7 separate regions of the Mus musculus genome follow, and all the other regions are linked to region 1. The links are chromatin loops, found by intact Hi-C in ENCODE. Cell type or tissue: heart. All regions are shown on one strand.

Region 1 (4,000 bases):
CTCATTTAAATTCTTAGGTATGACCATCATGAGAATAAAGTTTTTAGAGGGAACCATATTTTCTTGAATAAAGAGAAAATGATTGGAATTTCAAAAAACTCATGATGAGTTACCAGAAAGTAAAAGTAATATTGTAAGATCAGATAGTATCTGTGGGTAATTCAATGGCACAGCATTTTGAGCAACCTATTCAAGACTTTGGGTTCAATTTCTAGCATGAGATGCATTAAAAAATTGGCACTTAAAAACTCATGCAAATTCTCTCATTTAGATTTTAGATACAACTTAAACTTATTACATCAGATCTGAATGAACAAGAAACCTAAAATTATGGCCAGCTCTATTGTTTTTGATCCAAACGAACTGCTACTGACCATTGCCAACGGTGGCTCACTATGACTTTAGAATCATGATCATCTAATGTGTTGAGGTTGGTCCAGAGGTGACCCAAGATGACATTTCTATAATGAAGCTGTGCTGTGATCAAATTACCAACGTTAGACATTTATCAGTAGTTTAAAACCTTTATACATTTTAGTATAACATTGTTGTAATCTTATTCTTGCTATTCCAAAAAAAAAAAACCCACCAAAAGAAGCCATTTATTGTTTCTATTCACAAAAGGTTATACTTAGTGAAACCATTAATCTTTAGATGAAAAAATTAATACAATAGACAAATTATGTCAAATTTTAAAGTTATTTTGTTCTATAGATAATTAAAGTATAATTTGTTCTAGAAAGTAAGAAAAGGGAGCTGCTAGTCATGTCTAAAAGCTCGTTTGGACATCTGTGAGCTACCATAAAGTCTCTTAATCAGAACACGCATCTTCTGCTTGGAGGTACTAAGGGCACAGGGCTTCTTCAGACGCCTGCCTGGGTCCCTCTGGCCTCAGCTTCCACTTAGCTGAGTGATCTCAGACAAGACAATTAGTGTCTTTGTGCCCCAGATAAAGCAGGGAGGATAATAACAGCACATACCTTGTGGATTATGTGAAGAACGAATGAGTTAACACATAATAATGTCCTTAGAACAGTGGCTAGCACGTGGTGAATGTTTAGTAAACATTAGCTATTATTTTTATATGTGATAAAGCATAGAACTATGACTAATATAGTAGGATATAGTACTAGATGCTATTTTTTGTATTTTGATTAGGCATCATCAATATTTTTTCTAAACAACAATTTACTGTGCTTCTTATTTTTTCTTATTTTTTTAAAAATTTTCATTTAATTTCATTTAATTTCTGTCTGACCACACAGGGAAGCAGAGAAAGGTGGCTCCTCTGAGTGAAACTGATCATTTAGTGCCTGGAATCAGGAAGCTTGCCAGTGTGGGCAGACACCAGGCAGACGCCAATCTGACACGCCACTTCTTTATTTTGTAAAATCTTATGTTTTTGTTTATCTCATGTGAATTAATAGGAGGTATCTGATGTAGAGCTTTAACTATTCCTGATTAGGGTTTTATATACTTTCTTATGCCCATCTAAAATCTTCGTACTTCTCATTTTCCTTGCAGAAGAATAACCCCCAGTGCCATCACACAGAGGAAATGACCACAATGAATTGTTACATTATGCCTGGTCTTTCTCCCAAGAGACCATCAGCTCCGGGGTAGTAAACTAGGTGCTCTCCATTAATAAATCTGATGATGCGATGCTGTAAATTTTCTTGTTGACGTGTACAATTCAGAATGTGATGTTCTCCACCCTACCCTGTAACGACAAACAGGTTGTAATGGCAGGTGCATTTTGTTCAATGTAGCATCCATACACTAATCCTGAAGTTGTTTTGATTCACAAGGCGACTAGGACACTTAAAGACATTTCTAAGATTAAAAGGGTTAAGGATCCTTCACTCAGCTTTAACTAAAACATCTCACCGGATGCAGGTGTATTTGCAAAATTAGTTTGGCTTCAGCGTCCTCAGCCCCAGGTTGTAGAGAGCACTGGAGGGTGGAATCCTTGTAACTTGCTTATCGCAGCGCGCGCGTGTCTTTGGGCGTCGGAGTCCGCGCAGGGCACGTATGGACCCACTTTTCTAACCTGACCCTCACCTCAAAGCCTGTCAACTCTTAAGTCCCTCCCTCCGCGCGAGGCCCGCCTCTCTCATCCACTTCCATGCTCCGCCCCCAGAGCGGAAACGTGGTACTGTAATTGGCCGAGTCTCCTCTCACTCCGACAATACAACCATTCCTTGGCATCCCGGAGTAGGGTGGCGCTGCCAATCACAGCGCTCGCAGCCGCAGGAGCCGGGTCCGGAACGCCCAGAGGCGGGGCCGGAGGCGGGGCGCCGACACAGGATTAGTTGCCATTCCGAGTGAGAAGCGGGTCGAGGTGGCGGCGGCAGCGGCGGCGGCGTTTGCGGTGGCGCGGGTTACGCGCAGCGCGAGGCGCCTCGAGGCCCCTTTCTCTCCTCCGAGGCTAAAGTCCCGGCGCTGCCCGTGGTCGCCGAGTCGTGTCGCGCGGGCGACCCCCCGCGAGGGCTGAGCAGCCGCGGGAAGCGGGCGAGTGCCCTGTCAGCGCGATGCCCGGGGCGGCGGCGGCGGCGGCCATGGGCTCGACGCGGGCTCTGCCGTGAGCGCCCCGCAGAGCGCCGCGGGGCGGTTGAGCCGTTGGACGTTGGCCGTCGCGGCGTCCCCTCCCCCTCGGCGGCGGGGTGCGCGTCGGAAGGGGAGCCCCGCGGCTCCGCCCCTCCCCGCCCCTCCCCCGTACACATCGCACGCACCGCGGCGCCGGCTCCCACACGCTCGCTCGCGCGCCCGCCCGCCCGCCCGCCCGCGGAGCCACCATGTCCACTGCGTCCTCCAGTTCCTCTCAGACCCCTCACTCCGCGCCGCAGAGGATGCGGCGCAGCACCGCGGGCTCCCCGCCCGCCGCTGCCGGGAGCGGGACGGGGCCGGCCGGGAGCTGCGCACCGGCTGCGGGAGCCGGTCGGCTGCTGCAGCCCATCCGCGCCACGGTGCCCTACCAGCTCCTGCGGGGCAGCCAGCACAGCCCCACGCGCCCGGCCGCCGCCGCCGCCACCGCCGCCGCCGCGCTCGGCAGTCTCTCCGGGCCCGGAGGGGCCCGCGGCCCCAGCCCGTCCAGCCCGACTCCACCGCCGGCCGCTGCCCCAGCCGAGCAGGCGCCTCGCGCCAAGGGCCGCCCGAGACGGTCCCCCGAGAGCCGGCGGAGGAGCAGCTCACCTGAGAGACGGAGTCCCGGCTCGCCCGTGTGCAGAGGTAGCGAGCCCAACCCTCCCGTCCTCCCGGGCTGCGTCTCCCCGACGGTGCCCTGCGTGGAAAACTTCAGCCTCTCCGGGCTTCTGTTTGCTAGTGCATTACCGAAGGTGTGAAAGTGGCTTTGGGAATCTCACCCCCCACCCTGAGGTCGCTGCAGGGCTTGGAGGAGCGACCTGGAAATCAACTTTTATCCGACCCTCACACCGCCACTCAGATTTTATCTTGCATCCCTCGCCTGCAAAAGAAAAGTGTTTCGGTTTAATAGCTTATTAGCTTTCTGTGTTTGGAGCCGGGCAAGGAGGAGCCGTGTGAAACCCTTAAACACGCACACAAACTCTCTAGCGGGGCATAAGGTGGTAGTGGTAATCTCTGCAGCCTTTGTGCTTTCCCACAAAGTTCTTGTCTGGAGTATGTTTGTGTTTTGGAGACTTGATGGCGGTAGTTAGGTTGTTAGAATATCCTTTGCATGTGTAGGGGAGGCAGTTTAAAGTGTATGCTGTTTATCCATCCTCTCCTCTACTTTATATAGTCATGTATTAGATCACTACTGCACTACAAATGGCTTATGCCGGAATGGTGGTTTTCGTGGTGAATTTCTTAAAGCCTGTTTGTGGAGTGTGTTCACTTTTTCCTTGCATCTTTAAGTATACTTAGCAGTTCAGCTGAGCTGTGTAGAGAGATCTCCTTTCTTTTTTGTTAGGTATCAAAGGTAATGGTGAGTGGGAGGATGTTGTGGACTCCCCTTAATGTTTTCTGTTTGGGTTTGGTTTTG
Region 2 (4,000 bases), 320 kb after region 1:
ATGGTTTTTCTTTTGCTTGGCTGTGAGGTGTTTTTAGCTCCCCCACCCCACAATGTAAAAGTTGAACTGTGGAGTAAACCCACTTACAATAACATTGAGACTAGCAAAACAGCAGTGCATTAAAATATGCAAGTATACAATGTGAAGTTTAGAGGAGTGTTTCTCATCTCTGCCCACCCATTAGACTCTCGTGGGAAGCTTTTAAATGTCTGACGACTCCAGCATACCCAGGCCAATTAAATCTAAATCTCTGGAGTAGGATTCAAGCATGAAGGTCCAAGGCTGTGGTTGAAATCTCTCAGGGTTTATGTGATAAATGACCTACTTTAAACCACCTCTTTAAAAAGAGATCAAAGGAGCTACCAGGAAAAGATTCAATCTGGGTAAGATGTGCAAGATTTTCTATTAAAGAAAAAAAGAGAATGTTCATGAAACTTACATCACATACTCTTTGCAGATCACAGCAATTATCTCAGATGCTTTTTATTGAGGCTCCATGATTGATGACCCATCATGAAAACCCCATGTCTTCACCTGGCTCCTATCTGTCAGTTTTATATTTCTACTCTACACTCCACTGAAAACATGAAGTCAGATCGATACAGTTATGTTAATGGCTGTAATATGCATCTCATTTGCAAAGGAATAGCAGTACATGATTTCCTAAGTTCCGAATTCCTCAACTCATTGACCAGCAATGTGTCATGACAACACTGAATGTCTGAGTGGCCCACTGGCGGCATCTTACAGATAAAAAGCAGCAACACAGGCAGGAATCTAGACAGTGACAGCACTGAGCAAACTTAAATGATCTTTAATGCTGTTTGTAGGTCCACTTGGTATTCCAACTCAGACGATGACCTCTAGGAGAAAAGCCAACCAACCTTGTGCTTTGCATCATCTTGACTCACAACTCCTTGTCACTTTGAATATTGAGCAGAGTTCTCCTATCAAATAAAACAAAAGCAAAAGCACACGGCCATAAAAAAAAAGTCACAATACTAGAATCACACAATTTCACCCAAACAAGGCAGCAGCAAATGCCTCCTTGGCAGGCTCTTCCTCTGTGTTCCGGGTGCATGTGGGTCTCTGTTTTCTCCTTGTCCTTGGTGTTTGGGTCCCAACATTTGCCATGCACAGTTCATTTGGGGTTTTCATAGTGCAGGACTCAATGTTTCCACGTGGTGAACAACTTCCAGGATGTATCTCTATGGGGAATAGAAAGGTATTAGACATTTTGTTGCAGAGACTTGAGTGTAAGTCCTGAAGGTGGGAAGGACAGAGAGAATCAAATTCTTGTTGGAATACTTAAGTGAGCTCACTGATACAAGAGACCTGTTGGAGATAATATGAACTTGTGTAAATGGAGGACACCTTCCTGGCCTATAACAGAAATGAATGAAAGGTTAGGGACAGAGTACAACAGGTCATCTTTTTAAGTAATAGAGAAACTAGAAACCAATCTCAGGTATGCCTGCCCATTCAATGAGCAACTCATCTGAGATTTCACAAGGATAAACTGCATTCAGGGACCACTGCATCATTGTCACCTATATAAAAAAAAAAAGTTTTAAATAGACTTTGATGAACAAGTTTTTTGTGAAGGTCTTCTTGCCAATGCATATAGCAGAATTTTTAAAAAGGCCAATGGGCAAACACTAACACTTGACACGGGCAATTATTTTGATAATGAATCTTTACAGCAGCAGCACTCTAGCCTAAGGGAGTCACTGGGCTTGTTTATTTGAAAAGCATGGAAAAACAAAACAAAAACTTGAAACAAGAAAAGGACTAGAAAGTGTTTGGGGTTCCAGACACAGTTCTGATTTTTCCACCAGGAAGTAATTAGATCCTTACTTCCTGACATGGCTTGGGGATGCACTGCTAGGATCTGAAGATACAGCAAAACAAAACAAAACAACAAAACAAAACAAAACAAAACAAAGCAAAACAAAACAAAACAAAACAAAACAAAACAAAACAAAACACACACTCAAAATAGCCTGGAGCTAGATTTGGCATATTTGTTTAAACCAATAGTGACATCTGGTGGCTGCATATACCAATGACTATTAGCATCCTTCGGGCTTCCCCAGTAAGTTTTAAAATGGCTGCTTTTCTCATGTTAAAGTATCAAAGGCCAGTTGGGAATCTTACTGATATTTTTTTGTTTATATAAACAAATGAATTTAAAAAAATGTGAATGGTCCTTTGAAAATCCAACCCCCTCGCCTTTTAGATAACACAATCAATAAGACTCTAAATTGTTTTGTCTTTGTAGCTACTTTCTACTAGAAGATTGTATTGCCCTGCAGTTGCTGGGATTTCTGCCACTTTACATTTTAAAATAAGTTAATTAGCTTTATTCTGTCATTCACCCAAGACCCATTCTCTGCCAGCCTCCATGCTGGGCATCAGGACTGATGCAAAATTGGGGTTCAGACAAGAGGCTTGGGTTGTTGCAGGCCTGGCTTGGAGTTCACCGTAGCCTGAAGTTCTAGCATCCTTTTGTAAAAAGAAGCAAGGTGAACTTTGGTTTTTGTTTCTTTCATCTAGCTTAATTTTTTAGTTCCTTCTGCCATAGCAGGTGCATACCCCTGATCTGACTCTCAGCTCTCCTTCCCTTAGACCATGTCTGTAGTTTTTGTACATGAGTGTGTGTGAACAAATCTCTATGGAATGCTTAGTGTCTGACCTCACATTTTCCATGTGTAATGGTAATGCTCCCATTAGCTTACAGTGACCATCTCCCTCCTCTTAGTCTCTCTCCAACTGTTGTCTCAGAATTCCATTATTCCCAGTCTTTTCTATAATGTCCTATTTTTCTCTTTTTTTTTCACACAGGAATTTATGAAGTCACTTAAAATATTATTATTATTATTATTGGCCATTTGCTGCTTTTCCCTATTATACATACATATTACAAACATACATACATACATACAAACATACATGAAAAAAAATCAGGTCTTAGTATGTACAAGAATTTTCCTAAGACTCTAATAAGGACCACAGTAAGGGACTGAATTCAGTTTCTTGGCTGGGACAATGGCTCAATGAGTAAAACTGCTCACTCAGAAGGTACAGAGACCTGAGTCCAAATCCCCAGAACCTAAATAGAAGCTAGACTCATAGCACAGGCATCGGTTGTCCCAGTGCTCCTATGAGGAAATAGGATGGGAGATAGGGGAGCCCCCAGAAAGTCACTTCAGCCAACCTGATGTGTACAGAAAAAAAAAAAAATCAAAGAAGCCTTGCTTCTAACAAGGTAAGGAATAACACCCAAGTTTGTCCTTTAACCTCTGAATATACTGTATGCCATGTGTATGACTACATTCATACATATGAATGCTGGCACATATGAACACACGCACACACACACACTGAACCCACCCGGATCCTTAGACTCTGTAGCATTCATTTTCACAACCCACTCAATGCCTCCAGAAGGCACATTGTCCAGCCCCTCCTCAGCAACTCTTTTTTTTTTTTTTTTTTTTAGCACTTTTTATGGCTTCTGGAATATCTGTGACCAAAAACAACAACAAAAAAAAAAAAACAACAAAAACAACAACAACAACAACAACAACAAAAATGATTCAGCGAGGGAGAATGTGTAGAAAACCTCTTCATCTTTGTTCACCATGGCTTTTGAAGAAGGAAGTGGAGTCAGTCACAGTCAGCTCTGTATTCACTTTAGTTTCCTTAGGAACACAGGCAGACAGGTGGCTCAAACAGAAGTCTCAATTATTTATAAATGACTGTGGGGAAATATTTACTCTGGGAACACTAACCATTTTCTGCATGAATCATTTATAGTCTTTGCTATTTAGAGCAGCAGTTAGCTTTGCTATCATCTATTCATTTCTACACTGAGTCAGAGACACTTAAGTCAGCAGGCATGCTGGAATAACCAGTAGGTTCTTTCTTAAATATTAGGCACAAAGTAAAACTGATCGTTATACCCGTCTTTCTAAAATATTGTTCCCAAATCACCTTC
Region 3 (4,000 bases), 160 kb before region 1:
CAGACTTTGTATGCAACTTATTGACCTACTAGCAAGTTGGCTGCAACTAATGACATTCATTGTAGAATATCCCTTTTGTTCCATAAAGAATAAAGGAAGATGAAGAAAAGCAGATGAGGTACATGGAAATAAATTTGTATAAAGGAAGTTGCATGTCCATGATAACTTAGCATGTTCTTTATGGCCGCAAAATAAAATCAGAAGAGGGTGAGGAAATTGGCCTAATAGATATAGCTGGGACTAGAGAGACTGAAACTTGGTACCAATTATAGGGGTAGCGAATGAAGGTGATAGAGACTAGGAGGCAGGTTTGGGAGAGACTGCTAATGAACTGAAAAGAAAGCACAGTGCATGGTGATTCACTGCCATTGTGAACATGCACAGAAGCAGGGCTAGTTCTGCCGAGAGATAAGGAGGGACTGTGGAAAGCACTAAGGTTAACTGCCACGGAGACGTGGACCAAGTAAATAGTCAGCAGGCTGGAATGGATGGCCTTGTAACCCAAGAAAAGGTTTGTCTTTAGCAATTGCTTTTATAGTCAGAATTGTGTTGGTATATTCTGAGTTACAGTTTTGGCTAAGATCCCCTAGAGATGAGTAAGAAAGTCTAGCCCTAGAGAGAGTAACAGGAAAGTGGAGAAGAACCACAAAGAAGCCTGAAAAACACCCACAGAAAAATATGGCCAATACAAAGTATATATGTGTGTTCTGTGTGTAGCTTTGGCAGTTTTTAAAGATTTTCTGAGAATTACATAGCCAACTTCCTACAAACTATGACCAAACTATATGTATTCCTTAACTATCTGTTGCATTGTCTTATTCCCAAGTCTCAGTTACAACTGCCATCATTAGTGACCCATAGTTAACAAGAACCATCTTTGCCTAAGCATATACAGCCACCATTTCAGGAAAGAAACACTTTGTAAATGAGAGTCTGGAAAAGTTATTTGTTAGTAGGTGACATATGGAGGGCTGGGTGACAGCATGGTTAAAGGTACAATCACTCTAGCAGACAGGATGTTGTTTTCACAGGAAACCTGTTTATTAAATCAGGAGATTATTGTCTTGTATGAGAAAGGGATTGTCGCATGCAACAGTGTTCCTGCTGAAGTGAAAGGTCATACATGTGCTCACGTGTTAGATTTACATTTCACTGCCACACACACTTTTTCCAGTGAAAGAGGTTACATCCTTAGCCTTACACACCACACACACACACACACACACACACACACACACACACAGACACACACACTGGGAGGATTGGGGGAGACAGACATACAAATAGACTTGAGGGTAGGGTTTTAAAGCAAGGAACGTATCCAGACCATGGAGAGGGTGGCTGATAGTAGCCACAGTCCACTTAGGTCCACTTAAGGTCCCCACGCTCAGGAGGAGGAAATGGTGCCCCAGGGTCCCTACTCAATGCACATGTACGAAGAGATCTTAGAACTTACATCTGTAAATTACTGTACACTTAGATGACAGTCTTTGTTTTCTCAGTATATGTATTTGTACAGTATCTCATGTTTGTAAATATATATGATTTATATAAATTAAAAGAGGCATGAGCTCTAAAGTGTTTAAATTACTGTGTGTGTGTGTATGTGTGATTAAAATATACTTTGGAGTTTCCAACTTAAATCATAGCGACTCTTTGACTGTAGTAAATAAATTGGGACACACAGAAGCTTTTAAACACAAATTGTTCTGCCATCTCAGTGTACAGTAATTTACAGATGTGACCTCTAACCACTTTACCTGTCAGATATCGGGCAATTTGGTTGCAAAATGCAGATATATGCCTCAACCTTATTTTTATATCCTGGTTCTTAAGGAGCCCACTAAGCACCAGTTCACAAGCCCTTGCTGTCCCCTTTGTGAGCATGCTGAGGTTTCTCATGGACTACCTAATGTCTCCCTGCATACAGTACGTTCCGTGCAGTCATCCTTTAGTCACAGGCAGTTTAAGCTGTTAAATAGTATCTTGCTTTAAAAGGTAGGCTGATGGAGTTTCTATCTGCTGGTACATCTGGTAAGTTAATATATACAGTCTGTGAGTATCCTGCAGGGACCTGTTTTTACATGCATACCGGGACGTTTATGTAGAAATCAAAGGCCATGAGTCAGAAGAACACAACTCTTGTTTCCAGCGTACTGGAGGCTTAAAAAAATTGGCTTTGAAAAATTGAAAGTCGTGTGGTTTGTTTTTATTGTGGAACCGATCAGGAAGAACAATTTACAGTCATTGCCATTCTTCACAGCTGAATGGAGTAGAGGTGCCCGCCTCGGGAACTGCAGCAGCTGCACCCGTCTCTCTGGGCTCACAAAAACATTGGCTTTTTAATCGAGAACTTTAGATGGCGGGCTACAGTTTGTTTTCATGATGGAAATGGTCAGTTGTGCCTTACCAGACAGCTGTAGTGTAATTAAGAAAAACTGTGTGAAAGTGGATTAAATATAACAGAAAAGACCCTAAAGGGGGGGAATTTCATCTTAAATGTATTCACTTTTTTTCCTTCCATGCATAAAAGTGGAGCTATCAATATAATTTCTACACAGTTTTTTCTGCTCTGCAGTATTATTTAGCTCTAGGAAACATGTGGCACTCTGCTACAGTGTTTGTTTCAAGATGGTTTAACTTCTGAAAGATGTACCTTCAAAATACCATGTATAGTAGGAATTTTACAGTTCTGTTTCTGTCGACTTTAATGTGTTTAAGAATTCAGTGATCTTCTGTAGAACCAAGTTGAGTCAGCTTTTTAGACTCACTTCCTAAGCAGGCAGCAAAGCATTCTGCTTCTTGAGATTCATAACTCTGAAAAGTGAGAGGTTACATTTGTTCCCGATGAATTGGAGCACTGCGATAAGCTAGGGAAGAGGGACTGGCTGCAGGGAACCCTCGAAATCAGGCTGTCAGCTGACTTTGTAAAGCATACCCTTATTTTATGCAGCAGACTTTGGAATAAGAATAGAAATGCCTTAATTTGCATCACAGTCTACAGTAGTGAAATAACTGTCCCAAGGTCGGGGGGAGCTGAATTAGAAAACTGTTGTGTGCACAAATAAGCAAGATTGGGGTTAGGCAGTCATTGTGTGTTTTTATCCTGGTTGCCCAACACTAAAATACAAAGTTTCACCCTTGACAGAATAGAGGTGCCAGCTGTAGGTTTCTTGGAAGATTTTATCATAGGCTGATGATGTTTATGCAGACACGCTCAGACTCCAGTGTAGTTGGGATTTGGGACCCTCAGATGGCGAGAGGATGGGAGATGGTCAGGCTACTGCCACTCTTGAGTCTTTCCCTGCAAGAGGCGTGCTAGGCAGACTTCACAAGAAACTGAGGGTAGTAAAGGAAGAACTGAGCGGCCGCTTCCCTCTCAGCCTCACACTGCTGCTGTCCAGATTCCTGTCCCCTACCACAGATCTCAGGAGAAAACAAAGAATCGGGTCGAGTTATCCTAAATGGCAAGCGATGGCTGCAGCTTGAGAGGTTTGTTTGCTTGTTTGTTTGTTTTCCTGTACGCAAACTGAACCCTGATGTTTACCAAACTCTTCTTCTGCATCTTCGGAGCCTGCAGCTTCAGATGCTGGTGAGGGCATCCCTATGGACACTGCGTCTGCAGAGCACAGGCAATGGCTCAGAAAGGACATGGATGCGTGGAGGACTCAAAGCTATGAAGGAATTGGCTGAGGCACATTTTCAGCTAAGACCTGCAGGGAATGTATAAAGAGAAAGCAATATGATACAGTAAGAGAATTAACTGGAAATTCAAATGAGGAAAAAAATCTAGATTCAAGGCCCTGCTCCTGAACATTCCGGACAAGCCATTCTCTAGGACTCGATTTGTTCACGTGTGAAGTGAAACCTGTTGTACGTAGCAGACAGGTTGTGCTTCTGAAACAACCCTGGGGGAGCAGAAGTAAAACTGCCAGGAGGCACCTTTAGTGCTGTATGCTTAGGAAACCACTTCATTCATTCATTCGCAGCTTTAAGGGGG
Region 4 (4,000 bases), 300 kb before region 1:
TAAAGTCATCCATTGGTGGAGTTTTCCTCAACTATATATGGCAGGTGTTGATAAAGCCATTAAAAAAAATGAGGTTGGTCTTATGTAGGGATATGTCCTAGGTTGAACCCACCTGCAGGTTCATGTTGCAGTAATGAATCTTATGATACACCCCCTTCATTGTACTTAATGTTCTTTACATGGCAGGAATCAAAAATATAGTATGTTTCTCAAACTCATCCTTTTACCCAAATGATCAGTCACTAGCAGCAGTGCTAGAGTACCCTAGCACACAGACGCAAGCATGGACTGTAAGCCACCTGAAGGGAGTATGGATGTCTGAGCTGAAACTCCTAGTGCAGCATCACCACAACCTAGAGTCTCCAGCATTCACAGGGGCAACCGCTAAGCTTTGTTCATCTCGATTTCTGAATTAACCCCTCGGCGAACCACTTGTTTCCATACCACTGGCAATTTGAGTCTTCATCATCTTTTACTTGGCTATTCTACAATTCCAACTCTCCATGGAAAAACTGGTTATATCACTGTCCTAGTTAAAATTATCAGTGACTCCACAATTTCCTTTATGAAAAAGCCTATGCAAAGACAGTAAGCTAATTTTCAATGAATTTCTGATAGGACTTCTCAATCTCTCCTCACCTCTGGTTTATTCATATATTAGTTTCTTCCTTAATCTTGATGCATATTAAGTCCATCGGTATACATCTCAGAGTGCGGTTAGTGTCAAACTCAGATATCTTATATTTTTCCTATGCATATATATCTATTATAAACTCTAATTTATAAATTAGGTACAGTAATGGCAACAATTATATAATATAATAGTTATAAAAAATGGTGGACCCTTTATACTCTGCAATGATACTAAGATCCATGTATGCTCAAATGTTTTATCTTAGTTGGTGTTATTTGCATATAACCTACATACATTCTCTGTACCTATTTCTACATTACTTATAATAGTTACACACTATAAATGATATGTAAAGAATTCCTATACTACATTTTATAGTAAAACATGACAAGGAAAATGTACAAGTTTGATTGATATATATATATATATATATATATATATATATATATACACACACACATATGTATGGAAAGACAGACAGACATAAGAGAAAGTTATTTTCATGTAGCTAGCCTAGCTCAAACTCAGTATATTGTTGAGTCTATCTTTTAATTCTTTGATCCTTCTGCTTCAACCTCGGGAGTGTTGATATTATAGACGAACACTACCATACCCAATTTTAAAAACATTTTGATCTGTGGTGGTTGAACCTGCACAGGCAGAGCTAGAGGATCTGGAGGGCCAACAGCACTATAATAAATCATATGTGAATCTCTCTCTCTCTCTCTCTCTCTCTCTCTCTCTCTCTCTCTCTCTCTCTCTCATGCTTATAAGCATGATTTGTCAATACCTACATGTTAAGACAAAATGGAGTGATTGATGTATTGTGATGTATTGTAGTATGCTGCTACTTGGTAAGGGTCACTTGAAGGTGAGCACTGACAGACAGATCTGATGGCCCAGATTGCAGCTTGGGTACACTGTGACTATGGGTAGTTGAATGATGTTCAGGATCGGACTGAACAGGACTCAGAAAGATTTCATAACATTCTAAAATTCAAATTTAGGTGTTCTTTAATTCGAATCGTTCACCTAATATTTTCAGGCTTTGACTGGTCAGTGGTTACTGAGACTTCATAAGCAAACTCACAGGTAAATGAGAGACTTGCTTTCCCATTGCTGTATCCTGTTTCCTGACACAGTATTCAGTTCTAGAAGGCCTTTCTCTTCCAGTTGTTTCCGTCTTTAACTTTTCTGTGACCAATCCATGTTTGTCTTTCTTAGTCTAGTGATCCTCAAGGAAGTTCTTCTGATGCCCCACCCAACCTGAGGGAGGTGCTCTCCCAGGTAGCTTAAAAAAGCCATCACTCTTTTGTCCTGTTTCCTACAAGGGTCTTTTTTTTTTTTTTTTTTTTTTTTCTCATTCCTATATCCCAACACGGTGTGACTCAACAAGGCATTCATGACCTCTTTTTGGAATAACTGAAATCGAATTATGAGCCCCAAATCCTTAAGTTTTTACGAAATCGCCCATCCTCTCTGTTCAGTGGAAATTAAAATGTCTCACATATGCTAAAATGTGTGTACCACCACGACCATGGTAGCTGGCTTCAGAGAAATAATCAAATTCCATGAGAGCAGGGTTAAAGAATGGCTGGCTTGCTGGAGAGGGGTCCCGGGGCAGGGCCCACACTGGGCGGAGCGCTCGAGAGGGAGGCGGGGACTCTAGGTTGTGGCCCTGCCCACAAGAGGGCGACGGAAGGGGCTCAACTCAAGCGCGGAGCGCTCGGGAGGAAGGCGGGGTCTCCGCGCGGCGGCCCCGCCCCGGGGCGGTGCCGGGCGAGGGGAAGGCGGGGCTCGCGGCGAGGAGGTCTGCTTCGGAGGCGGCAGGGTGGTTTGGTCGGGGGCCCAGCGGGTGGCCCGGGTCACCGCCCGTGCTTCGGCGGCCATCTTGCCCGCGCCCGTCTCCCGCGGCGGGAGGGGCGGCGTACAGGCCGGAAACGTCTGTGTGGCGACAGGCCACCTCCTCAGGTCAGTGAGTGCGGCCCGGAGCGGGTGTCTGCGTGAGGCCCGGGGTGGCAGCCGCGGCCGCTTCCTCAGAGCCTCGCCGGCGGGTGGCGTTCCGCTCGATCAGTGCGATGGTCACGGCACCGGGCTGCTGGCGGGCCTCGTGTGGAGCCTTGGGGCGTCCCGCGGCCGCGTGGCGACCGTCCTCCGTGCGGCCGCGCCGGGAGTGCGGAGCCGCGTCCCCCGCCGCCCAGCGGCTCAGCCAGGTGTCTGGACCGTGGGAGTCACGATCAGATTCCTGGTTTACCCGGAATAACAACACGATGAGTTCCAGTTGTACCCAATCAAATCCTTGTTAAAGGGCCTGTCACCCCCGTGAGCTCTGTTCCCTACCGACACGAATAATGCAAATTCCTTGAGAGGAATGGCTCAGCAAACGACTGCTCTTGTTGGCTTTTTTGAATAACTATAGTTTAACGAAAATATAGATGCGCAATGTCTTGTGGAGATGGTAGTACTCCAAATTTCCTGAAACTGCTATCGTTTACTTAGCGCGGAAAGAAAGACGACAGACCATATAATTGTATGTTTTGCGTTATGACAGTGTTTTGAATGTGTGCCCAGTTGCCACGTGGGGTTAAGATGCTTTGTAAGTGTATAGACTGGATTCCCAAGATTTAATAAAAATATAAAAACTTTCGTATTTTTTACAGTGTTGTATATTTTAAATTATTTCTTATTTGATAGGTTAAATTAAAAGATATTCTAAATTTCGTTTGCTACTTCTGAAATGTGCCCGCTAGAGAATTATAAGTGGTGGTTCACTAAATTTCTTTTGGATAGTGTTACCCATGTTCTGGTGGTGACTTGTGGGGAACCATTGAAGGGAAATGAACACTGACTAAATTTGAAGGTGAGGACCTAAATTATTGCCATCTCTTAGCCCCTCCATGGATTTGGCAGTTGTCTCCAGCATCTGAAAGCATTCACTTCCAGGACTGGTTGAAAGAACTAAATAGGGACAACAACATCTGTATGAAGCAGAGAACTCAACTGTGATGAGTTGGTGTTAGAACTTTGTGTGGTGGAAATTACTTAGATGTTACCCAAGTCATAAGGGACTTGTAATCGTCTAAACTAATAAGTGCATGAAAGACTTTCTGAGCCCTTACTGGTTTTTGTTGTTGTTTGCTTGTTTTGTTTTTTGCTGTCCTCCGTATTTATATTATGTATGTTAATAAGCAAGGACCCATTTGTATAGAGTGTTAGATTTCTTAACAGGATGGTTATAGACATACTGGTTTTCTAGGGCCATCTTTGTAATGTGCAACTCTATGCAGGAGCGCCAGCCGAGCATTTAGAATGACTAGCAGTTAGAAGCTGCTATGTCACTCCTTGACATTTTCATTTTGCACTGGG
Region 5 (4,000 bases), 660 kb before region 1:
AGTTTTCTTTTACATTTATGCATGGCAATTTTTTTTTTTTTGTCTGTGTGTGGTGGAGTTAAGCCTGAGCAGGAGCTGAGAAAAAGAGAAGGATGGAGCTAAGGATGTCTGGGAGAGAAGTTGGAGGGCCATGGACCAGAGAAAGGGCACTCACCTGTTCTTCTTTTCTGGCCTGTCCTATCAGTTTCTCATTCTTTCCTCAATTTTCTCATCTGAAAAGGAGACCTTTGAATTCAAATCCCTAGCTTTGTTTCAAGTTTTAAACTTCCTTTGGAAGAATTTTTTTTGAGGGGGGGGGATTTATTGGTGCCGTTCAGTAGCTTCCTAAAACTACACACAATGAATTGGTTCATCACCTAGATCCCAGCCTACTATGGTTGGAATGTGGCTTTTCTTCCCCAGACTCTGATCTCGATTATCATGTGTTAGAGGGTGAGGCTAAGTAAAAGTGTTGATTTTGTTAGGACTCTCCCCTTACTTACCGAATGAACGACGATGAACGGCTCAATTCTTTCTTGTGACTAATGGATTAATGAATGAATGGGCTATTCAGTGACTGATATAAAATCGAGTTCGGCTAGGTCTCCAATATGCTTTCTGTTTCCTGCCGTGATATCTGGCTGGTTCACGACTTAATAAACAAAAATCACCACACACAGCTCCTTGTCTACAATCATAACCAGAATATACCTGTTCTTTACAACTTAGCATCTATAATAGTAGAGGCAGAAAGTGGATTCAGATAAAGCTTAAATGTCTTATTCCAAAACCCTCACTTTTAATAGCTATGCTGTGGTGTGCTCAGAACTGCATAGTTTGAACATTTATCAAGCAGGGCACAGTGTTTCCATCCGGGGGCCTGGCCTTGCAGATGATGGTTAAGGTCTCTAGATCTTACTTCCACTCCCTGCTGCCTCACCAGGTGGCAACCCACTTCCGTTGCTGCCACAAAGATAGCTTCTTGGTACACAGGACCTTTGCCAAAGCAGAGCAGACGAGTTTGTAAAACTCTCTCTCTCTCTCTTTTTTTTTTTTTTTTTTTTTTGGTTTTTCAAGACAGGGTTTCTCTGTATAGCCCTGGCTGTCCCGGAACTCACTTATTAGACCAGGCTGGCCTCCAACTCCCGAGTGCTAGGCGTGCACCACCACTCCCCGCTGAGTTTGTAAAACTCTTAAGTATTTGCCATAGCAGAACAGAAGTAAAATGCCATTACACACATTCCTCCAAGAGGCTTTCTGTCCGTTGTCACTATATGAGTTCTCTGTTCTTCTGAGGCACACATCTGGTTACAGAGCACTCTTCATTATGCCAAATCTCTTGTTATTAAGGATAGAGGAATGCTGTGAAAGGAAAAGAGGCAAAAAAAAAGGGGGGGGGGGCTAAGATTGGGTTAGAGGTCAGCGTGACGTTGAGGTTTGTTCCACAGACAACAGTTTAAAAGGCAGTTCTTTACTTGTACTCCCTGCTAATTTCGCTTTCTGCTTTCCTGAGAGAATTAGAACACTCAACCTCACCAGAAGGGGGCTAAAAAAACCCTGAGCTCGGGGAAGCCGGGACTTCCCAGCCCACTCCGCAGGAGGGCGGGGCAAACACCCGGCGGCCAATCCCCGCATCCGCAGGTCGCGGTGTCCCCGCCCACTCTGCCCAGGCCCCGCCCTTCCCCGGGGCTGCTGCTGCTGCTGCAGCTGCTGCAGCCGGGACGTCAGCATCTCCGAGACCCCTGGGTGGCGGCTGCGCAGTAGGCGGGCCGTGGTCCAGGCCGCGCGGTCGGGAGGGGCGGAGCGAGCGGCGGGAGCGAGCGGCAGGAGCGCGCGCCGGGCCCGCCTCGGCCGCCGCCGCCGCCGCCGCCGCCGGGAGATGATCTGGGCGGCCGCGGGCGGCCCAGGCTAGCGGCCCCTGCCCGTGCTGCGGCGGGCCAGGGCAGCGAAGGTCGCGGGTGGGGGGTCGTCCTCCTCCCCGCCTCCGGGAGGGGCGAGAGGGAGCCGGGGCTGATGTCAGGGACGGCGGGCGGAGGCGCCCGAGGGCTGCGGGTCCAGGGGCTCGGCTGCCGGCGGCAGGGCGACTGAGGGTTCGGGAACGCCGCCCGGGTCCGCGTCCCCGTCCGCGCCGGCGCGGCCAAACAGGTGTCTCGGGCGGCGGGCGAGCGGCCACCCTCGCGCTCTCCGCGGCCCGGCGTGTCCGGCCCGAGGCGCCCGGGGCGGGCCAGCGCCGAGCGGTCCTGCCCGCCGCCCCGCCCCGGGCCTCCGCGCGCCCGGCGCCCGCCAGCTGTGTGCACTCAGGTGCGGGCACCTTCCGGCCGCAACAGTCCCGAGTGCCCGCCGCCGTTGGACCGTCAGCTTTGTCTGGAGCTGGTCGGTTATGGTTGGAACTTTCCCTGCCCTTCGTTGACTGAGTGAACCAGCCAGGTGTGTTGGGGGCTTGCTACGCGCAGGATTTAAAAAAAAAATGTTTTTTGTTTTTTCTTTTTCCTTTGGTAACAAAGTGTGATGGCTTTCCTAGATGTTGGCTAGTTAAACAAAGTGCTTTGACTTTAGATAGATACTCTTCTAAATTAACTAATTTAAGAGTGAGGATCGGGGATTAATGCTTTTGAGCTCTGTCCACACTTCTTACTAGTGGCGTGGGACTTAGAATATTCTAAGATCCCTTACTTCCTGGAAAAAAAATTTTTTTTTTCCAATCTAGATCTTTGTATTCACGGTATTTCCTTTTAGTACATACTGTCAAAAGATGTATTCTGAGTTAAAAAGTTACAAAGTTAGAACTTCAGTGCTTCAGACTGAGTAGGCAACGCGGAAGGGACAGAAGTTTGGTAATTTGCAGGAAGTTGAGGATAGACCACAGATAGCTCAGCCTGGTGCCAAGAAAAAAATGCTGTGCACACTACAAGTTGTTTGATTCTGGTGGAAGTTTGGATTTGGAAGTGGAAACTTGAGTTTTTAGAAGGTATTTATAAACGGTACAATTTTCCAGTTCCTTATCAGATAAATGTCAGACGAGCCTTGTGCACACGATATTGTGTGCTCTAAGCATTGTATAGCATTTCTGCCAGCTGTAGTATATATTTTTGTCCAGTTTAAATGAATATAAGGTTTGAAGTTACCAAACAGTTAACTCTTTTCACCATATGTTCAGTAAAACTGACTTAGGAAGGCAAGTATGACTCACTGAAAAGTCAGCATTAGTGGACAACTAACTTTAGTGTTTCAGATTTTCTTGAAATTTATGTTTTCCTCTATCTTTTTACTCAGGACTCAGCAGTTTACAAATGCTTTGTGGTCATTTCCCACTTAAACTCCCTCTCCCTACATTGTGCTCTTAAAAAAAAAATCAGCCTACAGTTGTGGATAACTTTAATATCAAGCAGTTTAAAAGTACATATAATGAGTTAATGTTTGGCTAATTGTATTCAAAAGTATGTGCTGTATATTGCTTGTGTGTTGATTTTGCTGAAATGAAAATTGTGTTATTCAGCTTAACTATAAACTCATGATAATATAAAGTCAAATCTTTGGTGAAAGTAGTGGTTGGAATTTTGTTGCAATTTATTTATGAATCAAATGTGAATTGAAATTGTTACCTTAATGCTCCTGTTTACCTATTACATTCAAAAGTTGGCTTTTCGGTACAGATATTTTAAAAGGACTTTGAGATTTTAACAACTAGCTTGAAATAAAAGAAAGATACATGTTTTTAATTACCAAATCTGGTGGGACTAAGGTCTTTTTAAAAATTAAAAATTTAAATTAACATGCCAAGTGGTGAGATTCATATATACGTTGGTCATTATACTTTGGTTTTATTCGCTTAAAGAAAACAAGACTTGCTGCATAAAATGTGAAGTTGGCCTTTTATCTTTCAATCCAATAAGAAACAAATGATAAAGTGTACTTAATTTTTTGCATATAATTGAAATGTCACTCCCCACCTGGTGTTGGGGGTGGGGCGGTGTAAGTCACTCAGCTGCAACTGTTTTTTTTTTTTTTTTTCCTGTTAGGT
Region 6 (4,000 bases), 230 kb before region 1:
ACGTTCTTAGGCATAGTCTCCTTGACTGCCAATTTGAAGCCTGTTGTGGAACCAGCCCAGCCTTCTCAATAGTTTAAGGCAAAAAGAAAAAGCCATACATAGCAGCCTTATTTATAATAGCCAGAAGCTGGAAAGAACCCAGATGCCCCTCAACAGAGGAATGGATACAGAAAATGTGGTACATTTACACAACGGAGTACTACTTAGCTATTAAAAAAAATGGATTTATGAAATTCCTAGGCAAATGGTTGGACCTGGAGGGCATTGTCCTGAATGAGGTAACCCAATCACAAAAGAACTCACATGATATGTACTCACTGATAAGTGGATATTAGCCCAGAAACTTAGGATACCCAAGATATAAGATACAATTTGTGAAACACATGAAACTCAAGAGGAGTGAAGACCAAAATGTAGACACTTTGCCCCTTCTTAGAATTGGGAACAAAACACCCATGGAAGGAGTTACAAAGTTTGGAGCTGAGACAAAAGGATGGACCATCTAGAGACTGCCATATCCAGGGATCCATCCCATAATCAGCCTCCAAACGCTGACACCATTGCATACACTAGCAAGATTTTGCTAAAAGGACCCTGATATAGCTGTCTCTTGTGAGACTATGCCGGGGCCTAGCAAACACAGAAGTGGATGCTCACAGTCAGCTATTGGATGGATCACAGGGCCCCCAGTGGAGGAGCTAGAGAAAGTATCCAAGGAGCTAAAGGGATCTGCAACCCTATAGGTGGAACAACATTATGAACTAACCAGTACCCCGGAGCTCTTGACTCTAGCTGCATATATATCAAAAGATGGCCTGGAAAGAGAGGCCCATTGGACTTGCAATCTTTGTATGCCCCAGTACAGGGGAACGCCAGGGCCAAAAAGTGGAAGTGGGTGGGTAGGGGAGTGGGGGGGTATGGGGGACTTTTGGGATAGCATTGGAAATGTAAATGAGGAAAATACCTAATAAAAATATTTTAAAAAAAGAAAAAGCCAAAAAACAGAAACAACAACAACAACAAAAAAAACCCCTGAGAACATTAAATTGTGTACTTTACCTTTTAAACATGAATGTACTTTCTTTTAAATAAAGGAGAATTTGGCATTTTATCACTGTTTATTAAGTTTGGATCCTAATTTGGCTACCTCACTGTTTATTCTCCGATATTTTAAATAACTAAAATATTTTTAAATTATTATATAGAACTAACCTCCTGGAAGTTGAAGGCTCATAGTAGTATTGTTTTTGTAGTAAAATATCATTAGCATTCACAGACTTAATCGACTTAACTGATAAAAATTCTAACCATTACTAGGAATTATTGTATTACCATTAAAATTTATAAAGACAAACTTTAAAATTTTTTTTATTGTGGTAAACTACCTGTTTTGTCATGTCACTCTATAGCAGTCTCTTTATGTAATATTTACTTTAATCTCAGGGCATACCATATGAAAATACTTTGAAAAGATAAGTTCAGTGGTATATTTTTTCATAGTTTTATTGTTAACAGGGTACCATATTCACATATTTTGGAATATGTACTAGTTACTTTTCTGCTGTGAGAAAATACTACAGCCAAAAGCAACTTGTAAGAGAGAGTTTATTTGGGCTCATATTTCCAGAGGACTAGATGTCCATAACAGCAGGGAAGGAAGGTACGGTATCCTGAGGCCAGGTCAGGAGGCTGAGGGATCAGAGCAGGAAGCAAGGAGAGAGAACTGGAAGACGGCTGAAGCTGTGAAGCTGGCCCGGCAAGACTCCCTCCAGCAAAGCTCCAGGTCCATAACTTCCATAACTTCCCCAAGCAGTGCCACCTACTGGGGATCAGTGAACCTGCAGGTAAACTTTCACTAAAAACGGCCAATAGATATTCACCTAAGATTTTTAAATTAGTATCTGAACCAGAAACATTATAGGAGCAAAAAATGATTGGTTTTGTTTTCTTATCCTCTGGCTTCTCAGTGAGAAAGTCTATGACTGAGAAACAATCCCCTGCCAGTATGGACTGTTTAGAATTGGTTACAGTATCTCCTTAGAGCCTCTATGACCAGTTTCTAAAGAGGCCACAGTCAGTTACACTGTTAAATCTGAAAATGGTGCCCCTTTCCTTTCCTTTTCCACCTGAGAATACCTTCTCCTTTCGGCTAGTACTTCTATTTAATGGTCACTTGAAATTTCAGGTCCAGGACAGCCAAGGCACTTTACTTGATAACAGGAGTATTTAGAGTAGTCACGTACAACTAAATTAGTTCATGTTTATGGAAAGCTTTTTTCTTTACTAGGACTTCTGAAGCTTTTGCTCTCTTTAGATTGTAGAGCATGTAGACTAAGCATAAAGTGAGGGGTGGGGTTAGTAGAAAAACATGCTTTCCCTTGTGTACCCAGAATTCACAGCAGAAGGCTAGAGCTCATTCAGTAATGAAGTTGAAGTAATCCTCCAGGTACTCCATCTACACAAAAACAAATTGCAGTTTCCCTTTGCATCACTGGGTGGCGATTTTTCACAGTCTTGAGCTACTGTTTAAAAAGCTAGCAAGCAAGGCACTGTTTGTAATTACCAAGGCCTTCTTCTGTTATGACACATTTAATTGTGCTTTTAACACATTATCTTTAAGTTGATTACAAATTTACTAGTGTAATGTGCAACCTTGTAGTTATTTTAAATTAGGAAAGGGTTTTGCAGGGTTGGCAGATAATTCTATCCAATACCAAGACAAAGGCATGCATTAGCTTATTATGTTAAAGCAAAAATAGAATATAAAATGAAAAGAAGTAATGTAGATTATTGTTCTTGCTCCAGTAATATTGTTGACCAGATATTGAGTATAATTTTAGAGGAGTGAGAATGAAATTGGGCAAGTAAACTATCACAGAGACAAAAAGAATTGTATGACAGTACGGCTGAACCCATTTCGTTCTTCAGTATATGCAGGCACTTAAAGTAGGACACAATAACTCTAAGCTTCTTTTAAATTAAAACTAATTTAGTAATTCATAGTAGTTTGGATTTCATCTTTAAGTATTTGATATTGAAGTGCATATCTTAGTTTCCCCCTTTCTTGGAGCTTAAGTATGAAATTAGATTTTATCAGTCGTCTTAAAGACTCTTTCCTATTATATTCCTGATTCTGGGAATTAAAGCATGCACATATATTTCAGTAAGCCTATTTTATTTTTATTTAGGACTTTTAAAAGGTTTTTTTCCCATCTCTGTTTTTCTCTTTCTTTCTTTCTTTCTTTCTTCCTTTCTTTTTTTTTTAATGAAGGCTTAGCTGTGTACAATGAAAATGTACATTCCACAGAATGGGAAATAGTAAGTAACTTTCATTCTGTGTGGAGCCAAAGGCTTTAATTGTGACAGCAAAACTAAATAGGTTTTCATAATGTGCTTCCTGTTTTAACTCCTGTCCTTACAGAACAAATGCACAGATCTTTAAAAAGTATTCATGGATTTAAAAAGTAATTTGTTCTTGACCTTGTATAGTTATAACCAGAAAAACTCAAATATATTTAATTTATCATAGTGATCTCTATTTTTACTCTTGACCTTTAAGTTCCAAGGCAAATGTTAGAGGCTTTTTCATTTAACTTCATTAGGTAATGAAAGTTCTTATTCTCCCAGCTGTGTGTAAGGGATGGAATTTTCACAGTATTTGTTCCTTAATTCTGCTCTAGCTCATCAAGGTGTTCTCCCTATGTGTCAGAACTCTGACATCCTTCTAAACAACATGCAGTATTGTAGGGATGGCAGTGTTCAAGAGTTGCTGAAATCATTCTTTCCTAAGGTGCTGGTGGGAGAACAAAGCATTCTTAGGTGATAACGCAGAACAAGATAAGGCCTACTTAGGGCCGTTGAAAAGTTGCTGCTTGGCTAGAGAGAGTATATCAGGGTCACTGAGGAAAAACCGGTCTGGGAAGGTAGTTTGTGATAGGCTGAGACATTAGAATTTTATCCCTCATGCTGTAAGGAACTTTTAGTGCATTTTAAAGCATCC
Region 7 (4,000 bases), 190 kb after region 1:
AAAGATCTCCTGTATTTGCTTTCTCGGTGACAGAGGGAGGAGGGCCAGAGGCCTAAGCAAAACAGCCATAAGGACAGATGCAGAAGCTCTGCTTCTCGGTGAATCCGTGTTCGTAACTCCGAGAGGAGATGCTTAAAATAAAAACCAGAGTGAGCCAGCCACAGGAGCTGCTGCTCATCTCGATCACAGCACTTGGTTCATAAGCACTGGCTTAGACATGTGTCTCTCCCACCCAACACTGAGCCCACTGAGGGCTGCCATCAGCCTTGTCTGACTGGATCCTCAACACTAAGCCCGGAATCTGGCACAATGCGAGGGCTTTGAGTAAAAGGTCTCTGAATGGATGGACAAAGGAAGGAATGAAAGGAAGAAAGAGAGGAGAGTAGAGCCTGATCAACTGAAGTCATTATACCAGACAGAGGCTTGGGACTTATTTACACCAACCCTATTTAATGGCTGATGTGAGAGCCACAGGGATTAAAGGGTTTGTTGAGGCCTGACAGTAAATGCAATGGTAGAGGTGGACCCAGAACCCAGGACAGCAGGGTCCTTCTCCTCCTCCCGCTGTGAGGAGCCAGAAGACAGCCCTTCTCACAGTCATCTGTCAGCTGGTTGTTGAGAATACAAAATACATTTTCCCATGGATGCAACTTTTCCCCCCTCTCTTTCTCTCTCCCCTTTTTTTTTTTTTTTAAATGGTGGTTCGGTTCCCAGGCCAGGCCACAAAAGCTTATTTACCCCAGAGCTGAGCTCAACTATAAAACCAGCGGTAGCTCTGAGGCCTCCCTAAATCCCCAGCTCCGAGCTGCAGTCCGAAGGGCAGGTGGGCAGCTGGCTCTGCAGGGGGGTGGGCGGACCAGCCTGGAGCAGACCAGGAGAGCAGGCGGGGGCTGGGCAGGGGGGCTGGGCAGGGGCCCGGGCAGCAGCTGCAGGAGGCTCCAGCAGCTTCTGAATGCCTTGGTGGTTCTTAAGTGGATTGTTTGTAAGTTGGGAACTGTCTGTACTTAGAAAGACAGATTTCAAGAGGTACGGGGATCCTATTTCACTTGAAGGCCCACAGTAATGAGGGTTCTTTATTCGTAATGAAGTAGCCACTAATTGGAGGGACAGGCTCGGGAGGCCTGCTGGAATTCTGTACTCCTGGACCAGAATTGAGTAATATTATGCAGTAGCCTGGCAACCCTTTACTTTTGCACAAAATTCATATAAAAAAAATCTCCTGTGAATGCCTGTCTGACTTTACCGTGTTTATTATTAATAATGATAATAACAGGGTAACTATGTGCAGCACTAGGCTGAGGATGTGAATGGAATTCTCAGTTTCCTCAACTTTTTCTCCCCAGCAAGATTAGGAACATTTGGAAAATCCTTCCCTCAGAGTGGGCTGAAAGCCTCTGCATCTGCCCAGAGGAGAGAGAGATGGCTCCAGTTTCTTAGAGCTCATCCAAGGGATGGTCTTTTCTTTCCTCCTCTTCAGAGAGGCAGAAATATTCCATAGACTCACAAATGCTGTAAAAGCGAACACAGGAGAAGAAATGTCAACAGAACTGGAAAAGTTACCATAGGGAACCGATTACAATAAGGCAACACAGTTAGCCTTTCTGGATTTAATGAAATATGGTCAACTACACTGGAATGTTCTGGTGCCCCCTGGAGGATTCTGAAACCTAACGAGACTGGTTATTTAGTACCTTTCTTTGGATGTCTCTGAAAACCTTCAAGAAGCAGGCAATGTGTTTCTTCTCCCTGGTTCAAACAGACTTAACCCGGCTCAGCCACAGGCAAAGGGACAAAGGCACAAACCCTAAAATTCAAATGGCTTTAACCACCATACGTTTGTCGTTAGAAATGGAGGCTCTTGGATCAGAAGCAGAGCCTATTTTTGGCTCATGAAGTTTATACATCCAGCGGTGCAAAGTTCACAGTTGCATGTGTGATCTCTCAATTTCTGGGCTGAGTGTTTAGTGAACAAGGAAGTTTGCTTCTGCGAGTCTTGCTTTGTCTAGTGCAGGAAAGTTAAACATTCTGGAAAGTTAAACATTTAGCTTCTAAATTTTTACTGCTCTGGGAATCCTCTGGGACATGACTCCAGTATGCCGATGACTAAATGGCCGTCAGTGTTGTTTATTCCATAGTCACAGAACAGCCCGCAGATGTAAGGAACCATTGTGCAACTCCACTATGCATTCAGGATTATAGCTGCCATCTGCCCTCAACCCTAACTTACTGCAAGATCATTACATGGATGCATAGTAAGAGCGATACTATCCACTCTTAGCACTGGGCCTGAAAGATGTGGACCAAGATTCACCAGACTTGCAAAGAATTATGTCAACACACCAGTAAAATTATATTACGATGCTTACATTATGAATACAATGTTTTATTTTATAATACTGCCCAATTCTATATTAATATACTATCGTCTAACAATTTTAATATCAACCGCTTTTATACTTTGTGTATCAAATGCTTATTTTCTGAATTCAGATATTAAAAGGAATATTTTCAAATTCACCCCATGAGGTCACCAAACATGATTTCAGACTTCCAGAGGGGATGGAAGAATTCTTTGTGTCCCTGGATACCTTTCTCCCAGCTTTCAAAAATGGGTACATTCGGGACACTGATAATTTCCTTATCTAAACATGGAGTGAGAACAGTGGGAATTCTGAATAATTTAACAGTTTCAGAAACTCAAATAATTTCCTCTAATGTTGGGATAAGACAAGTGGAAACATTTTTATTCAATGTAGGTCTTAAGATCTTAGCGAAGGAAGGAAAGATAAAAACATGAGGTCTGCAAACAGGAAGAGGTCAAGTTATCCATGGAGACAATGTGACTTTATATTTCAGTAACTAAAAGACTCAGTCAGAAAACTTGTGGCAGGATACCAAATCACCATTAAAAGATCTGGTAGTTTTTCTATGTAACAGTAATCAACACGATGAAGAAGAAAGGGAAAAAAATGATAATTTTCACAATGGCTTCATGTTGGGAGCCGCGCCCACATTCGCCGTTACAAGATGGCGCTGACATCCTGTGTTCTAAGTGGTAAACAAATAATCTGCGCATGTGCCAAGGGTATCTTATGACTACTTGTACTCTGCTTTCCCTGTGACGTCAACTCGGCCGATGGGCTGCAGCCAATCAAGGAGTGACACGTCCGAGGCGAAGGAGAATTCTCCTTAAAAAGGGACGGGGTTTCGTTTTCTCCCTCTCTTGCTTCTTGCTCTCTTGCTCCTTGCACTCTGGCTCCTGAAGATGTAAGCAATAAAGCTTTGCCGCAGAAGATTCTGGTCTGTTGCGTCTTTCCTGGCCGGTCGTGAGAACGCGTCTAATAACAATTGGTGCCGAATTCCGGGACGAGAAAAAACTCGGGACTGGCGCAAGGAAGATCCCTCATTCCAGAACCAGAACTGCGGGTCGCGGTAATAAAGGTTCCCGTAAAGCAGACTGTTAAGAAGGATTCAACTGTATGAATTCAGAACTTTTCAGCTGGGGAACGAGAGTACCAGTGAGTACAGCTTTACGAGGTAAGTCTGATCTTGAACTTTCTAAGGAAATTCAAGACAGTCTATCAGAAGTAAAGTGGAATATGTTTGGCCTTGAATTTTTTCTAGTGTTAGAAGCCCTTTTGTTCCTTTTCACATGTTATCAAGTGGTTAAGATAGGGCGGATTCTAGATGAAATTCAGGACAAGCTATCAGAAGTAAAGTGGGGAGAGAGAGTAGGAACAAAGAGGAAATATGGTACACAAAATAAGTATACAGGCCTTTCCAAGGGTCTTGAACCCGAGGAAAAGTTAAGGTTAGGTAGGAATACCTGGAGAGAGATTAGAAGAAAAAGAGGAAAAAGGGAAAAGAAGAAAGATCAATTAGCGGAGGTCTCTAGGAAAAGGAGCCTGTGCTCATCGCTGGATGGGCTCGGGGAGCCAGCTCTTAGTAGCTCTGAAGCAGATGAAGAATTCTCCTCTGAAGAAACAGACTGGGAGGAAGA

Evidence for each region. A loop is a pair of places that touch in the nucleus more often than their neighbours do. Peaks named below come from ENCODE experiments on the same cell type or tissue, not always from the same donor. Only the 100,000 strongest peaks of a DNase experiment are listed, where the experiment ranks them.
Region 2: it touches region 1 in a loop (2.8-fold over the local background); 3 of 42 quality-filtered maps call a loop at or near these places.
Region 3: a loop joins it to region 1, with 2.3 times the contacts of the local background. A loop is called at or near these places in 2 of 42 quality-filtered maps.
Region 4: a loop joins it to region 1, with 3 times the contacts of the local background. A loop is called at or near these places in 3 of 42 quality-filtered maps.
Region 5: it touches region 1 in a loop (3.0-fold over the local background); 3 of 42 quality-filtered maps call a loop at or near these places.
Region 6: it touches region 1 in a loop (2.7-fold over the local background); 19 of 42 quality-filtered maps call a loop at or near these places.
Region 7: a loop joins it to region 1, with 2.9 times the contacts of the local background. A loop is called at or near these places in 10 of 42 quality-filtered maps.

Annotation. Positions count from the first base shown.
Region 1 is chr6:8,507,092-8,511,091 of GRCm38, forward strand. Glcci1 (glucocorticoid induced transcript 1) reads left to right here and starts at 2,509. Exons shown (of 8, transcript NM_133236.3): 1 at 2,509-3,228. The coding sequence starts at 2,796. It overlaps A430035B10Rik (RIKEN cDNA A430035B10 gene), which reads right to left and starts at 2,070. Exons shown (of 2, transcript NR_040452.1): 1 at 1,888-2,070; 2 at 1-1,720. In heart, CTCF peaks have their summits at 2,215 and 2,422; DNase peaks (open chromatin) are centred at 2,150, 2,520 and 3,210; H3K4me3 peaks cover 2,439 bases; H3K27ac peaks cover 2,439 bases.
Region 2 is chr6:8,829,369-8,833,368 of GRCm38, forward strand. No RefSeq gene overlaps it. Among named protein-coding and RNA genes, the nearest start is that of Gm38765, 25 kb to the left of the region's middle. In heart, a CTCF peak has its summit at 2,050 (motif pointing left); no DNase peak of the experiment used is centred here.
Region 3 is chr6:8,350,692-8,354,691 of GRCm38, forward strand. All of the region lies in intron 2 of Umad1 (UMAP1-MVP12 associated (UMA) domain containing 1), which reads left to right. Among named protein-coding and RNA genes, the nearest start is that of Gm46952, 7.1 kb to the left of the region's middle. In heart, no CTCF peak of the experiment used is centred here; no DNase peak of the experiment used is centred here.
Region 4 is chr6:8,206,807-8,210,806 of GRCm38, forward strand. It overlaps Mios (meiosis regulator for oocyte development), which reads left to right and starts at 2,421. Exons shown (of 12, transcript NM_145374.2): 1 at 2,421-2,605. In heart, CTCF peaks have their summits at 2,318 (motif pointing right), 2,528 and 2,820; a DNase peak (open chromatin) is centred at 2,475; H3K4me3 peaks cover 1,960 bases; H3K27ac peaks cover 1,320 bases.
Region 5 is chr6:7,842,989-7,846,988 of GRCm38, forward strand. C1galt1 (core 1 synthase, glycoprotein-N-acetylgalactosamine 3-beta-galactosyltransferase, 1) reads left to right here and starts at 2,236. Exons shown (of 4, transcript NM_052993.3): 1 at 2,236-2,406. In heart, a CTCF peak has its summit at 1,530 (motif pointing right); a DNase peak (open chromatin) is centred at 1,713; H3K4me3 peaks cover 2,342 bases; H3K27ac peaks cover 1,979 bases.
Region 6 is chr6:8,272,815-8,276,814 of GRCm38, forward strand. The region is part of intron 2 of Umad1 (UMAP1-MVP12 associated (UMA) domain containing 1); the gene reads left to right. Among named protein-coding and RNA genes, the nearest start is that of Umad1, 16 kb to the left of the region's middle. In heart, CTCF peaks have their summits at 1,836 (motif pointing left) and 2,509; no DNase peak of the experiment used is centred here.
Region 7 is chr6:8,693,162-8,697,161 of GRCm38, forward strand. The region is part of intron 6 of Ica1 (islet cell autoantigen 1); the gene reads right to left. Among named protein-coding and RNA genes, the nearest start is that of Gm35621, 72 kb to the left of the region's middle. In heart, a CTCF peak has its summit at 1,650 (motif pointing left); no DNase peak of the experiment used is centred here; H3K27ac peaks cover 1,006 bases.